Linked DNA regions of Homo sapiens: region 2 is linked to region 1. A link is a loop called in an ENCODE intact Hi-C map of the cell type or tissue named here. Cell type or tissue: GM12878. All regions are shown on one strand. Each heading gives the region's core, and the rest is flanking DNA. Links, peaks and the distances in the headings are about the cores only. Region 1 overlaps ADGRV1 (adhesion G protein-coupled receptor V1). Region 2 overlaps ADGRV1 (adhesion G protein-coupled receptor V1).

Evidence for each region. Peaks named below come from ENCODE experiments on the same cell type or tissue, not always from the same donor. Only the 100,000 strongest peaks of a DNase experiment are listed, where the experiment ranks them.
Region 2: a loop joins it to region 1, with 8 times the contacts of the local background. A loop is called at or near these places in 14 of 110 quality-filtered maps.

The regions. Positions count from the first base shown.
Region 1 is chr5:90,600,762-90,608,063 of GRCh38, reverse strand. The region is part of intron 1 of ADGRV1 (adhesion G protein-coupled receptor V1); the gene reads right to left. Among named protein-coding and RNA genes, the nearest start is that of ADGRV1, 46 kb to the right of the region's middle. RefSeq lists a silencer at 2,729-2,927. In GM12878, for the core only: a CTCF peak has its summit at 3,373 (motif pointing right); DNase peaks (open chromatin) are centred at 3,367 and 5,136.
Region 2 is chr5:90,781,604-90,788,905 of GRCh38, reverse strand. It overlaps ADGRV1 (adhesion G protein-coupled receptor V1), which reads right to left. Exons shown (of 90, transcript NM_032119.4): 66 at 5,581-5,782; 67 at 4,849-5,068; 68 at 596-835. Among named protein-coding and RNA genes, the nearest start is that of ADGRV1, 230 kb to the right of the region's middle. In GM12878, for the core only: a CTCF peak has its summit at 5,004 (motif pointing right); a DNase peak (open chromatin) is centred at 5,065.

The sequences.
Region 1 (7,302 bases), core at 1,686-5,685:
ATTTATGCTATCGTTTTCAATTTCTAAGAATTTAACAGTATCCTGTTATTTTTCCATTAATCCAATGATTTTGTAAAGTATCTTAGAAAATACTGATTTTAAAAAAAATCTTCCCTCTTTGTATTCTTTGTTACCTCTAAATTAACAAAAATAATTTGTTATTTATTCTGGAATCTGTCTTCTATATCTGGTAATTCTTCATCATCTATATATACTTAAAATTATGAGACTAAACTGATGACTGGGATGCTCTGAATATATGGATCTTCATATCTTCATATGATCAAGGATAAGTGACCAAAATAATACTTGAAAGTTCTGAGCATGTGCAGAAGGATGTGGCTTGTCAACTTTCAGTGAACGAGTGAACCACTTATTAGAAAGTCCCAATTTTAGTATCTACAGAAAAAACTTTACTCTTACATTGATCAGTTTCCCCAAAGAAGAATCTTCCATTCTCCCACCTAAAGGGTACAGATATAATTACCAGGACATCTGGGACCTAGTAGAAGGGGGTAAAAAACTGGAGTCTCTGAATTCGATCATCATATGGTCACTTAATCCCCTGTTTTATTTAGGGATCCTAACCCACAAACACGGCTCACATCATCATTCAAGAGATCCTGTTTTACCTTTCCTGGAGAATGAACACCAGATTTGGAGGGGTAAGCAGGGGGTCAGCAGCAGCACAGGATGGAAGGGATGATGATTTTAAGGATCTCCTGCAGCAGTTTTCTCCCCACCTAGTTGCTCACTCACCACCAAAGTTTTAAAGGTACCTGATACTATTATTTCCTGTGCCTTTAGTGGCTATTCTGTATAAATTTGGCTATTTCTCAGCCTCCTAGCTTACTGCTAAGCTTTCTTGGATCTGCTAAGAGAATCACTACTCATCCATTTGCCTTCTGGCTCCAAAACTGAGTTGCAACTGTTTCCTCTCGCCTTCCTTTTGTCCTTGCAGGTTTCTCTAATTGTTTGAAAACCCTTTTCTGTAAAGTGCTATATTAAAGGTAACTATCTGAAGGTAATAGTTAAAATTCTATACCCAATGAAACTATTAGTTAAGTGGAAGGATAATATCATGATAATTCCTAATATAAAAGACCTAAAACTTTTGTCTCTACATACCCTTTCTCAAGATGTTACTGGAGGGAGTTCTCCATCTAAACAAGGGAATAAACCAAGTAAACTAAGAAAGAAGAAAATATAGGATCAGCAATCAAGAGTCAAACACAGCAAAGCATCAAAGGAAATCCCAGGATGATATAAAGGGGAATACCAGGATATCTACTGCCCCCTAGGTGTAGAGGGCAACCACTTTTGATTGATGTACGTTTCACAACATGTGGTCTAGGAAAGTGCAAGTTACCATAATTGTGTCTACCCTTCCCTGGAGAATGAATGGATAGGTGTAGTGAAAGTCAATGGAAACTGCCATTTTATTGATGAGTTCTACAATAATTATGGTGTGTAGCTGAGACAATAAATAAATTCCCAACACGAATGTCTACCTGGAAGCCTAATATTCCTCTTTTAAACAATGCCCTTTTGTTTCCTTCTTTGTAGTTGTCGCTATTTGCATTTATTGTGTTTCTCTCCTTAGAACAAAAACACCTGCAGGACATTGAGCTTGCCCATCTTGAATAGCTTTACCTGTCCACCACCTAGTACAGTCCCTGGTATACAATGACCCTCAAGACATGCTTATTTAATGAAAAAACAAGTAAAGAAATAGATTAACCCACCATCTTAGAGTAATGAGAAGGTAGGAAAAGCATGGTATAGAAAAAGAAAGCAAGAGACTCTCTTCATCCTCCCTTGCCTTATTTAGTTTTGTCAGATTCAGACAAACACAGTTATTTTACTCTGACAATGGCATAGGCACAGACATGAGGCTAACGTCTGATTATTTTTTAAGAAAAAGGTATCCCAAGCTTGAATACAAGCCAAAAAGTAGTGTGTGGACTATGCTTTTAATGATCATACAAGGCACAGACCACTCAATAAAACACACTTAGTTAAATCAACAATTGTTTACCATTGATAAAAGATCTCAGACTTAGTGAAGTCACATGTAAATTGGGAAAAATTTGTCCTATAAAAGTGCAAGTACTTTCTTTTTCTTTTTTTTTCATCATCCTTTTACTTGGCTGAAAAGTGCAAGTAATTTTTGTACAGTGAAACATATAATCCATAAGTTACAGCTTTATTTCCCGGTAGGATGTTAACCAGTTTTACATCTCACCCAGAAACCTTACCTTATCATTTCTTTATTAATTTTCTTGTAAATATTTTGTTCCAAAAATGCTTTTTGCACCAGTATTAACACTCTATTAGTTTCCTCACTAACTAATGGGTTGAATAAAATCTTGACATGTTCATTTTATATTTGTGTGAGAGTTACGCTTGTAAACTTTCAAAAAATGTACCTACACACAATAATTTTTTCCAGAAAAGTAACCATGATATCACAAATTGCCATGGTACATACTAAGACTGATTCTACAATGGCCATTTCCATGAACAATAATGCAGTACAGACAAATACTTCCAGGAAAAGTAACATTTTACATAACAGAAACAGGGCAAGTAAATATCTGATCTAATACACAAAGTTTTTTCTATTTTTTTATCTTTTTTTTTTTTTTTTAAGACGTAGTCTCGCTCTATCACCAGGCTGGAGTGCAGTGGCGCGATCTTGGCTCACTGCAACCTCCACCTCCCGGGTTCAAGCGATTCTCCTGCCTCAGCCTCCTGAGTAGCTGGGACTACAGGCACGTGCCACCACGCCCAGCTAATTTTTCTATTTTTATTAGAGACGAGGTTTCACCATGTTGGCCAGGATGGTCTCAATCTCTTGACCTCATGATCCGCCTGCCTCGGCCTCCCAGAGTGTTGGGGTTACATAAAGTCTTTTAACTCATGTAACTGAACTTCTGATTTCTATCTTCTTTCTAGAATATTTAAGCTTGACATTTTCCATGAGCTCATGTACTCCCGTTTGCATGAGTCATCAAAAAACAGATCACAAAAGCCATTCGAGCTGTTTATATTTGGACTACATATGCCCACCATGGAAACAGGAAGAACAGTGTAGAGAAGCTTTAATTCCAGAGCTCTGTGGAGCTCTAGAAGATTATGGGTTTCAATTGTGCTTTCTCTCTCCCACATTTGCAAAGCACAAAATGAAAATCTCACTAATCTAAATCCTTTGAGGCCAATTTAGAAGCAATAAAATAAGTCAAAGTTTGCTCATATAGGTTATAAATCTGAGTATGTGACAGTGTCTCTGTCAAGTAGTAAGATAACTCTTGTCTTTTAGGTCCTTTAAAAAATAAGGATCACATGTTTAACTAAGATTTCTTAAACCACCATTAGATGGCACCCGTCTGTCTAAAAAAAAAATCAACAGCAACAATTTCACATATTATGAAGCGGTCTTAAGGATCTAAGGATAGATTTTTGACCCCTGTAACTCTTCTCAAACAAACGTAATTTTGTAATCCTACATAGATCTTAAAAAGTCATGAAAAGCAGTTTTCTTGAAATTAAGATCTCACTGAAAACAACTTTAATTAGCTCTAGTCAAACAAAATTTTTTTTTTCTCCTGAAATTCAGTAGTATTATCTAATTTTTAAAAATTGTTTCTTTGGATACTTTCTGTGAGTTTCTTTCTCTTCATTGAAGACAGTCTGTTTTTATTGAAGAATCTAGGTGCTTATGCTTTCTAAATGAATTATTTGCACTCACTGCCAGTAAGAAAGAAAGCAAAAGAGGGAATTTAATGTTACAAACCCAGATGCCTAGAGATATGTGTTTTTTAGTCCAAACTGTGATTACAAAACAATACTAAAAGATCATTTTTGCCAAGATTTAAAATTTGTAGATTTCACATTTTAAAAAAATGGATGTCTAGATTATTTTGAAAAATTACCAGAATTGGCAAATCTGGGTCCACATTTCTCCATGGCATCCCTTGCCTGGAGCTAAGCAGTAGCTGCCAGTTAGACAGAGAATTTGCTCTCCTATACCCTCCTAATGTCTCCTCAGACTAGGGTCAAAGAGGAAAGTAAGAAATTTCTTATCTCCATGTCATTCAGAGGCGGAAAACCAGTTCACAAGGTGGTGAGCGTGCATGTGTGTGTACGTGCCTGCACACACGTGTGTGCAGGCACGTACACACACATGCACGCTCACCACCTTGTGGAATGCCTCCATGCAGTGTCCCAGGACTTTGATTTCATAGGACAATGGGAAGAATTCCTGGCAGTACCTCCATGGGCATCCTAACACAGATGCCATGAAACCTTTAGCTGGACACTGCAAGTGCCTCCTGGGGTGTTGGGCCCCAAGTCACCTCCAAAGCAGGAGGCAAGCATTGATTCCACTCAGCTTTGGGCTCCAATCTAGTCTCTGCCATCTTCCCAGCTGTAGAAGTTTAGACAAGTCACTTCCCTTCACATGGCCTTGAGTTTCCTCAATTGCTAAAGGGAAGCAAAATGAAAAGCTACAGCACTGAGGTAGTCATGAGGCCCAGGGGAGGGAATCCATCTCTGTGCACCATGAAGTGCCAGTTTCTAGGCTGTAGACCTTCAATCTCCACATGGTCAAGAGACCAAAGGAAACAGCATTGGGCATCCTGGACTGTCTTATATGAGCACCACCCATACATCCACAAGCTCCTGCCTACCCTCCACAGTAGCAACATTAGAGTGAAGGAATGTTTGAAGTAGATGGAAACATTGAGAACTTAGGAAAGTTTAAAAGAACAATGAAAACTCATCATGGACTTCAAGGTCAGAAGAGAAATGAATTACAACACTGTATGTGAAAGAACAAAATGTTGGGGCTTCTGATGTTCTGGATGACCCCCAAAATTTGAACCACAGTATCCGCCACCTCTACACACTGCAACTGGCATGGGAAGCACAGGTAGAGGTCTGGGAACTTGGCAGATGCCTACCCTCCCAGCTACATGTATGATCTCAGAGAAGGAGAACAGTACTTTTCATGGTTAGAAAAAAAAGTTTGTATTTCATCTGTAATAATTTGTGGTTCCTCCAGGTTTAGAAAATAAAAAGGAAAAAGAAATGATAGAAACCAAAAGTTAGATCAAGAGGCCCTGAAAGTGTTTTGAAATGGAAACCACTGCCACACCACTTTGCATGTGCCCAGTCTTTCTTCAGGCTTAAACACCACAAATCTTTTAACCACCCAGCTTCTGCTGAGCCACCACCATGTCTATTAATCATTTCTAAAACACAACAGAAATACAAAGCATAATACAATTTGACTAATTAAAGTCAACACTTTATTCCAGTTTTCTTCGTTTTTAGCTAATTTTCTTTTTCTGTTCCAGGATCACATCCAGGACACCACATTACATTGGGTTGTCATGTTTCCTTGGGCTCCTTTTGGCTGTGACATTTCCTCAGAGTTTTCTTATTTTTGATGACTTTGGCGCTTTTGAGGAATGTGGTCAGGTATTCTGTAGCATGTCCCTCAGCTGGGATTTGTCTGATAACTTTCTCATGATTAGACTGGGGTTATGGGTTTTGGGGAAGACCAAAAAGGCAAAAAGACTTTCTCATCACTTATACAAAAGGTACATACTATCAACATGACTTATCACTATTGGTGTCGAGCTTGGTTACCTGGCCGAGGTGGTATTTGTCAGGGTGCTCCACTGCAAAGTTACTCTTGCCCTCTTTTCCATACCAACTACTTTGGAAGGAAGTCATTATGTATAGCACCCCTCTCCCCTTTCGAAAATTTCTTACTGTTTTCCGTTAAATCAAACAAACTTACTTCCTTCCATCTATCTACCGACATATTAAAAACTGTACCAGGCATCGAAACATTGTCAGGATGTTGTATTGTAAATCTGCAGAATTTGGGAATGGAATCTAATTGGATGATGAATAGGATACACATACGGGAGTCTAAAAGAATTAATGGAATACAGGATCATTACAGCATACATTTATGGAGATGTGTTGCCAAAAGGCTAATTAACAATTTCAGATTTTCCTCTTCAAATATTCTCTGAAATCATGTGTCTACGTTCATTATTTCTTCTGTTAATAAGGCTCTTGATCATAATGTTCCAGGCTGTAGTGATGCCTGTATACCCTTATTGTCCAAGCCTCCAGCAATCCCCAAATGACTGCTGGTTTTTACTATATTTCCTTGGCTTCCTCAAGCAATTATAGCCTCCAGCAGTATCACTTGCAAACCACTTTCTAGCCATTAAAGCTATAAACTGTTACCCAGAATTTAGACTAATTGGCCAGTTGGATAATTCCAATCTTCACACTGAAAAAAATGCAGCAGAGCCTAGCATCTATGCCCTTAGAGTACTCTGATACTTACCAGCAGGGCAACTATGAGCAGGCTGTTAATGTTTGAGTCTATTGTTAACGTCTGAGTCTACTTCCTCTTCTGTAAAATGAAGTTATAAGACTACTGACTTTATTTGGTTATTTTGATCTGGGATTAAGTCCAATGTTTTTCTGTTTTCTAATTCATCAATTTCATTTTTAATCTTTATCAATTCTCTATCCTGATTGGTTTAGTACGGTATTCTTTTAAGATTCATAAATTGAAAACCAAGTTACTTTTTATTATTTAAAAGATACGGTTTTGCTTCATGTATAGTTTTGGCTGCATCTCAGGTTTGGTAAGTGGAGTTCCTAGTGGTATGATATTCTAAAAAGTCTGTTATATTATGAAATTCTAAAAAGCCTATTGCCACAGATATGAGTTCCTATTTAACACAAGGCTTATTTACAAGAATTCGTTTTCCCTTGCTGCTTTTTTTTTTTTGAGATGGAGTTTCACTCTTGTTGCCCAGGCTGGAGTGCAACGGCGTGATCTTGGCTCACTGCAACCTCCACCGCCAGGTTCAAGTGATTCTCCTGCCTCAGATTCCTGAGTAGCTGGGATTACAGGCATGCACCACCACGCCCGGCTAATTATTGTATTTTTTAGTAGAGACGAAATTACTCCATGTTGGTCAGGCTGGTCTTGAACTCCCGACCTCGGGTGATCCACCCGCCTCGGCCTCCCAAAGTGCTGGAATTACAGGCGTGAGCCACTGCGCTCGGCCGGGTTTTCCCTTGCTTCTAAGTGAAAGGATATTTTGAATGTTTTTTTAATGCATCTTTTTTTTAATTTTTGTTTTTAAAAAGAAGTAGGTCTTTATTTAATTTTGTTCACAATGTGCTGTTTTCTGGTTCTCACTTTCATTTATTACTTTTGACACAAAATGGAATTGTGTGAATTTACCAATGATATGAAGA
Region 2 (7,302 bases), core at 3,303-7,302, 180 kb before region 1:
CTGTGTGTGTGAGTGTGTGTGTGTGTGTGTGTGTGTGTGTGTCTGTGTCTGTGTGCATGTCTGTCCTACTGGTTTTGTTTCTCAGGAAAACTCTGACTGATATAGATCTCAAATAAGAGTATTTTACAAACTTCAAAAAAATGGGTCATCCCTCTGCATTATTTTCAGTAGTCTTGGTCCCAGCACTTTTTGCCTTAACTAAACAAGTACCATTTTTTCCTTCAAACTATCTGGAATATAACTAGTTAATAATTTTTACATTCCCTGAAGACAAAGATATCCAATGTTTGGTATGCTATAACAAATACCTCTGCTCTAAAACTGTCAAATATTCCAAAAACACCAAATTTTCTCCAAGCTTATAAAATAAGTATCATATACTAAAATGTTTTTAAAAAAAATATTACCAATAATCAGGCTATGCAATGAGCTGACATGAAAACCAAAAAGTTTGACCCTTCAGAATTATTATGATATTATTTGGTTTTATAATTTCCAATTTATCACAAGCTTATAGAGTTTCAACAAATGTAAATGTATTTTCTGATAAATCCATGAAATCCACATTTTGTGAGAAAAATAAAGCCATACATACGGTTAATGTAACATCTTTAGCTCTGGAGTCTAATTTAGCTTCTCCTTTCACAAGATGAAGTTTAATAATGAATGTCTCTTCAACTTCAATTTCTTCATGAGGATAGATTGTCAGAATTATGGTTCTCACTCCTCCTTCTCCTTCTCCAAAATAGAACAACCCGCTCACTGGGTCTGCAATGTCTCTATTCTGTGGCAGTAAGGCTTCTTGAGAGTTGGGTCCTACTGTCTCCCAGTTCACCTGCGGGATGTTTTTGGTTTTGGTATTTCTTTAATAGAGATCAATTTTAAGCAAAAAACTATTTCAGGGTATCTAGTATTAAGAAAATATATACACATATAGGAAAATTATTCTAGGATAATTCCATCAAATTCCTGTTTCATAAACTTGTTTTTTTTTGTTAAAAATAATGATATTTGCAGCTGGGTGTGGTGGCTCACGCCTGTGATCCCAACACTTTGGGAGGCCGAGGCGGGCAGATCACCTGAGATCAGGAGTTTGAGACCAACCTGGCCAACATGGTGAAACCCCGTCTCTACTAAAATTACAAAAATTAGCCGGGCGTGGTGGCAGGCGCCTGTAATTCCAGCTACTCGGAGCTGAAACAGGAGAATTGCTTGAACCTGGGAGGCGGAGGTTGCAGTGAGCCAAGATCACGCCACTGCACTCCAGCCTAGGCAACAAAGAGCGAAACTCCATCTCAAAAAAAAAAAAAAAAAAGAAAGAAAGAAAGACAAAAAGATATTTGCAACTATAAACTACATACCTATAGTATTCATGAATAATTTGTCATCACATAGGATAAAAACATATAAAAATCTATATTAAAATACGTATTAGAGAAATATAAACATTTTAAAAATATATAAGTACAATACTGTCCTGCTGTGTGCACAGGCTGTGCCAATCAAAACCTATATAAATAAGACAACAAAACCATGGAAAAACTCTGCTGTAGACCATGCAAAAATGCTAAATCTACTTATATTCCTAGTGTAAAAGACACGGAAATCTTCATACATTGTTATAAGAAACAAAGTTTTCTACATTTCTATGATTTGAAATGGTATGCCTCTCACACAATCTACAAAGAAAGAACATTGGGCACTTGTTTTTGCTTCTTAATCTTTCATCAGCAGCCCTCCAGCTGACTATTTCCTTCTTGAAACACCATGTCCTGTCGTCTTGGCTTATGTGATACTCATGTGCCACCTGCTTTCCTAGTTTTCCTCCTCCTTTACTTCTCAAGCTTCTCTGCTGGTTCTCCTTCCTCTGATCTCTAAATGGTGGAAGCTCAGGACTCAGCACCATATCCTTCCTGTTTCCAGATATGCCCCTTAGGCCCCACGTGTTCAAACACCTCCCCATGTGTCAACATCTTCCAGACCTGCATCTGCAGCCCTGACCACCCCACAACACACAGTCGCATGCTGCCCTGCCTATGTGACCACCCTCCCCTGGGATGTCAGTAGTATCTCAGAAGAACACGCCCAAAACAGAACTCTTAATTTCTCCTTGAGCTTCTGCATCTTAGTAAACAACCCTACAAATTATCCAGCTGCTCAAACTTAAATTCAAGGAGTTATCCTTGATTCCTGTCTTTCCCTCAGCCTCTACTTCTAGCCCAATGAATTTTTCTTCCAAATATCAATGTATACCCACTTCTCGCCATCTTTATTTCCACCACCTTGTCTGAGCCACCATCAGCTTTGACATGGAGAGTAGAGGGAAATAAACAGCCTCCTAGCCATCCTTCCTGCTCCTATGCTGCCCCACCAGCTTCTTGAATCCATTTTCCTTGCACTAGACTTAAATGAGCTGCTTTAAAAGACAATCTGGTGACATTGTTCTCTGGCTTACGATTTTCTAATGGCATCCTATTTGCACTTAGAATGAAATCTTTTATTTATTATTATACTTTAAGTTCAAGGGTACATGTGCACAACGTGCAGGTTTGACACATAGGTATACATGTACTATGTTGGTTTGCTGCACCCATCAACTCGTCATTTACATTAGGTATTTCTCCTAATGTTATCTCTCCCCTAGCCCCCCACCCCCCAATAGGCCCCAGTGTATGATGTTCCCTGCCCTGTGTCCAAGTGTTTTCATTGTTCAATTCCCACCTATAAGTGAGAAAATGCAGTGCTTGGTTTTCCATCCTTGTGTTAGTTTGCTGAGAATGATGGTTTCCAGCTTCATCCATGTCCCTGCAAAGGACATGAACTCATCCTTTTTATGGCTGCATAGTATTCCATGGTGTATATGTGCCACATTTTCCTAATCCAGTCTATCATTGATGGACATTTGGGTTGGTTCCAAGTTTTTGCTACTGTCAACAGTGCCGCAATAAAAATACGTGTGCATGTGTCTTTATAGCAGCATGATTTATAATCCTTTGGGTATATACCCAGTAATGGGATGGCTGGGTCAAATGGTATTTCTAGTTCTAGATCCTTGAGGAATCGCCACACTGTCTTCCATAATGGTTGAACTCATTTACACTCCTACCAGCAGTGTAAAAGCGTTCCTATTTCTCCACATCCTCTCCAGCATCTGTTGTTTCCTGACTTTTTAATGATCGCCATTCTAACTGGAGTGAGATGGTATCTCATTGTGGTTTTGATTTGCATTTCTCTGATGACCAGGGATGACGGCATTTTTTCAGGTGTCTGTTGGCTGCATAAATGTCTTCTTTTGAGAAATGTCTGCTCATATCCTTTGACCACTTTTTGATGGGGTTGTTTTTCTCTTGTAAATTTGTTTGAGTTCTTTGTAGATTCTGGATATTAGCCCTTTGTCAGATGGATAGATTGCAAAAATTTTCTCCCATTCTGTAGGTTGCCTGTTCACTCTGATGGTAGTCTGTTTTGCCTTGCAGAAGCTCTTTAGTTTAATTAGATCCCATTTGTCAATTTTGGCTTTTGTTGCCATTGCTTTTGGTGTTTTAGACATGAAGTCCTTGCCCACGCCTATGTCCTGAATGGTATTGCCTAGGTTTTCTCCTAGGGTTTTTATGGTTTTAGGTCTAACATTTAAGTCTTTAATCCATCTTGAATTAATTTTTGTCTAAGGTGTAAGGAAGGGATCCAGTTTCGGCTTTCTACATATGGCTAGCCAGTTTTCCCAACACCATTTATTAAATAGGGAATCCTTTCCCCATTGCTTGTTTTTGTCAGGTTTGTTGTAGATGTGTGGTGTTATTTTTGAGGCCTCTGTTCTGTTCCATTGGTCTATATATCTGTTTTGGTACCAGTACCACGCTGTTTTGGTTACTGTAGCCTTGTAGTACAGTTTGAAGTCAGGTAGCATGATGCCTCCAGCTTTGTTATTTTTGCTTAGGATTGTCTTGACAATGTGGGCTCTTTTTTGGTTCCATATGAAGTTTAAAGTAGTTTTTTCCAATTCCTTGAAGAAAGTCATTGGTAGCTTGATGGGGATGGCATTTAATTTATAAATTACCTTAGGCAGTATGGCCATTTTCACTATATTGATTCTTCCTATCCATGAGCATGGAATGTTCTTCCATTTGTTTGTGTCCTCTTTTATTTCATTGAGCAATGGACATCTTTAACCTGGCTTAGGAGGTTCCATGTGATCGAACATCTATTGGGCCCTCTGGTCTATCCTGTGCTGTTATCCCCTTAACTCCAGGCCCCGACCACATGAACCCCTCCATGCCTGAAACATGCCAGCTTATGCCTCTGCAGAAGCTATTGTTCCTTCTGCCCAAATGCTCACCCTTCTAACCTCTTTCTCCTAATGCATCTTTCAGCTGAAATATCACATCCTCACCAACAGCACTCGCAATTGTGTCTCCCAATTTTACAAGCAGAGCCCTTACTGTTATCAGATCAATTTATTTTTAGTTGTTTATTGCTCAGCTCTGCTTAATAAAATGAAAACTCTGTAAGAACGGAGATGAGGTCTATCTAGTTCCTCAGTATATTCTCAGTACCTAGAACAGTGTGTGACACACAGAAAGCACTCAACAAATACTTGTTGAATTAATGAATTTTATCAGAATCATTCACTTCATTTCTAACAAGCCCTCAAGGTTCCCTGAGGACAGATGTATGCCTTATACATTTTTATGTACTTAATCTGGCTCAAAAGCTGCTGTACACATACAAGATAATTAATAAATATTGATTGGCTGTGAATAAAGAAATATACTTGGGCAATGAGAAAACACACTACCATACTCAGTCTATCAAAAATTATATTTAAAGTCATGGGGAACATAAATCTACCTGAATCTCTCCCAAGAGTCCTCCAGTCCGCTCCAGCACCAGTGATAAAATCATTGTGGAATTGGGATTAGCAATAGAAATTTTGCTTTGATTGAGAAACCTTATAACTCCAAAGGGAGAGTCACTCTTAGCTATTATGATTCTGCTCACTAGGTGGCGCCCAAGGACCGCTCCTCCAGTAGCTCCAGTGAGTAGAATTTCAATGGGCTCCTCAAATTCACTGCATGGCAAGAAGGAGCAATTCTGTGAGTCTAAACATATTAAAGTGCTTGTAAAATCCCAATAACCAGTCATTTTCCAAATTGGTCATACATATTCAAGGCACAGTAGTCACACATCAAGTGGTAAGAAGTGGGTGCTTAGCTAAAAGAATGAATGATTAACATCAATATTACATGACCTAGGGCAGTTGTAGGGACTTTCTTGCCCTCTTTTTAATTGCTTAATGCATAAAGAAAGTGAATTAAAGAATGTTTCCACATTCTGATTAGATTATTTAAGTCTAGAGAAACAGAAAATATTATTTCCTTTATTTGAAATGAAGTGACATATGCAACCACATCGTCTCCTAGCCCCTCTTTCCCTACCCCTAGTACCCCAAAAGTATTTCACCTGTTGTTTTCCAATGGACACATATTATCTAAAGTTCTATTGTCAGTGCAAAACATATGTAAGAGTTTGAACACAATACTTATGTCTTATATGTGCCCACATTATTTTCTATATACCAACCTTTCATTGTCATCAATGATGGAGATATTTATAAAACTTAAGTTTTGCCCATGCTGAAAGGTGACTGTACTGCCATGCAAAATGTAATCAACACCTCCGGGACTGGCAGAGGAGCTCTGAGAGATGAAATCAGCTGTCACATAGCCATAAGTTCCATGTAGCCTCACCACTGGGATCATGATCAGCCCAACATCTTCCTCCACTGTAATGGGAACTTGGAATTAATTGGTAAGCCAGACAGAGCAACTAACTTATAAGATTCAGCCAAATTAAACCTGGCAATTAAACATAATGGCACAAAGTAAGCACTCTATGTTTTCATAGTTCTTTTATCATTTTAAAGGGGGATTAGTGAAAACCTCATGACATTTTTTAGGAGGAACATAGTTTATCAGATGTTGAAAGTTACAGAGAACAGTACAATTAGCATTTAAACAATGTATTTAATCAGTAGCATTGGCATTCTCCCTGTGTACTACATAAAAACAAATGATCCTTGCTTTCTAAGACAATGTTAGATGGATACAAAAAAACATTTAAGTTGTTTGTGCTCATAGGAAACCACTCTGGATTGCTTCCACACATTCAATTGAAATATAAATATGGTAATATAAATAAATGAGGTTTATGATATGTATATCATATGAATTTTTAAAAGTCCAGATACAAGTACAATTTGATTACATTTTCAGTTCCTATGAAATCTACTTGTGAATCTGAAAATGTGTCTTCAATGTTTGATTTCAACTTAAACATTATTTTCAAAAATATATTTCTTAAGCTATGCTAAATTCTGCATATTAAAATATAATTTAATAGGGCTCACATTAGCTATGGCTAAATAATACTCAATGTATATTATAAATATAAATATACACTGACCAAAATTCCCAAAGATAATGAATCTAACAGAAAACAATGAACTGAAAAAATTCCAAGTCTCATTTATTTCTTAATGCAAAAATGTAATATGATTTTTTCCAGGTACAGATTGAAGTTCACAAAATAGTGATGTATTCCACAACTTACCCATAAACTCATTATAAACCAACTCCTAAAGCAATTTTTTATGAACTTTAAAAATGGCTAGATAACCAAAGAATTTTGATAGAGGCAATGAAGCCAATCAGGTTAAATGCAGCAGTAAGATATTTATTTTTAAAGTCATATTCATATTCTGCCTTTGAATAAAATCATTTCCTAGAAAGGCAGCCATCTCTTCCTACCTGGGAAGGAATATAACCATATATTCTGTATTCTGCTTCTACAAGAGGAAAGAATTGGCAATATTAGGCAAGCTGCTACTGGGGACTGTTTCGAGAAAGCAAGATCAAGGATCCAGATACTACCTGCATCTCTAGGCCAGTAAAATATTCATTTCAAAGATGATTATTCATTAGGAAGTGAATATTCACTGATTTCTAGTCACATAGGAAATTAAATATGCACAAATTACAAAGGCTTTCATTAAAATGTTTGAAACAGAAACATTTTAATAATCCTAATGTTAAACATAGTTTTTCTAGACAGGCTTGTTCCTAACATTGCCATTCACAGTAAGGTTCAAGACTACCCAAAGATAACTGAAAATGTATTTCAAATAAGTAAATAAATATAAAAGTGTATATGTGTAAACACAAACACACACACCCACACCAAACTAAAACAATTTACACACGGAAATTCAAACTAATGTAATTTGGAAAGTGGTAGTAAACTTAC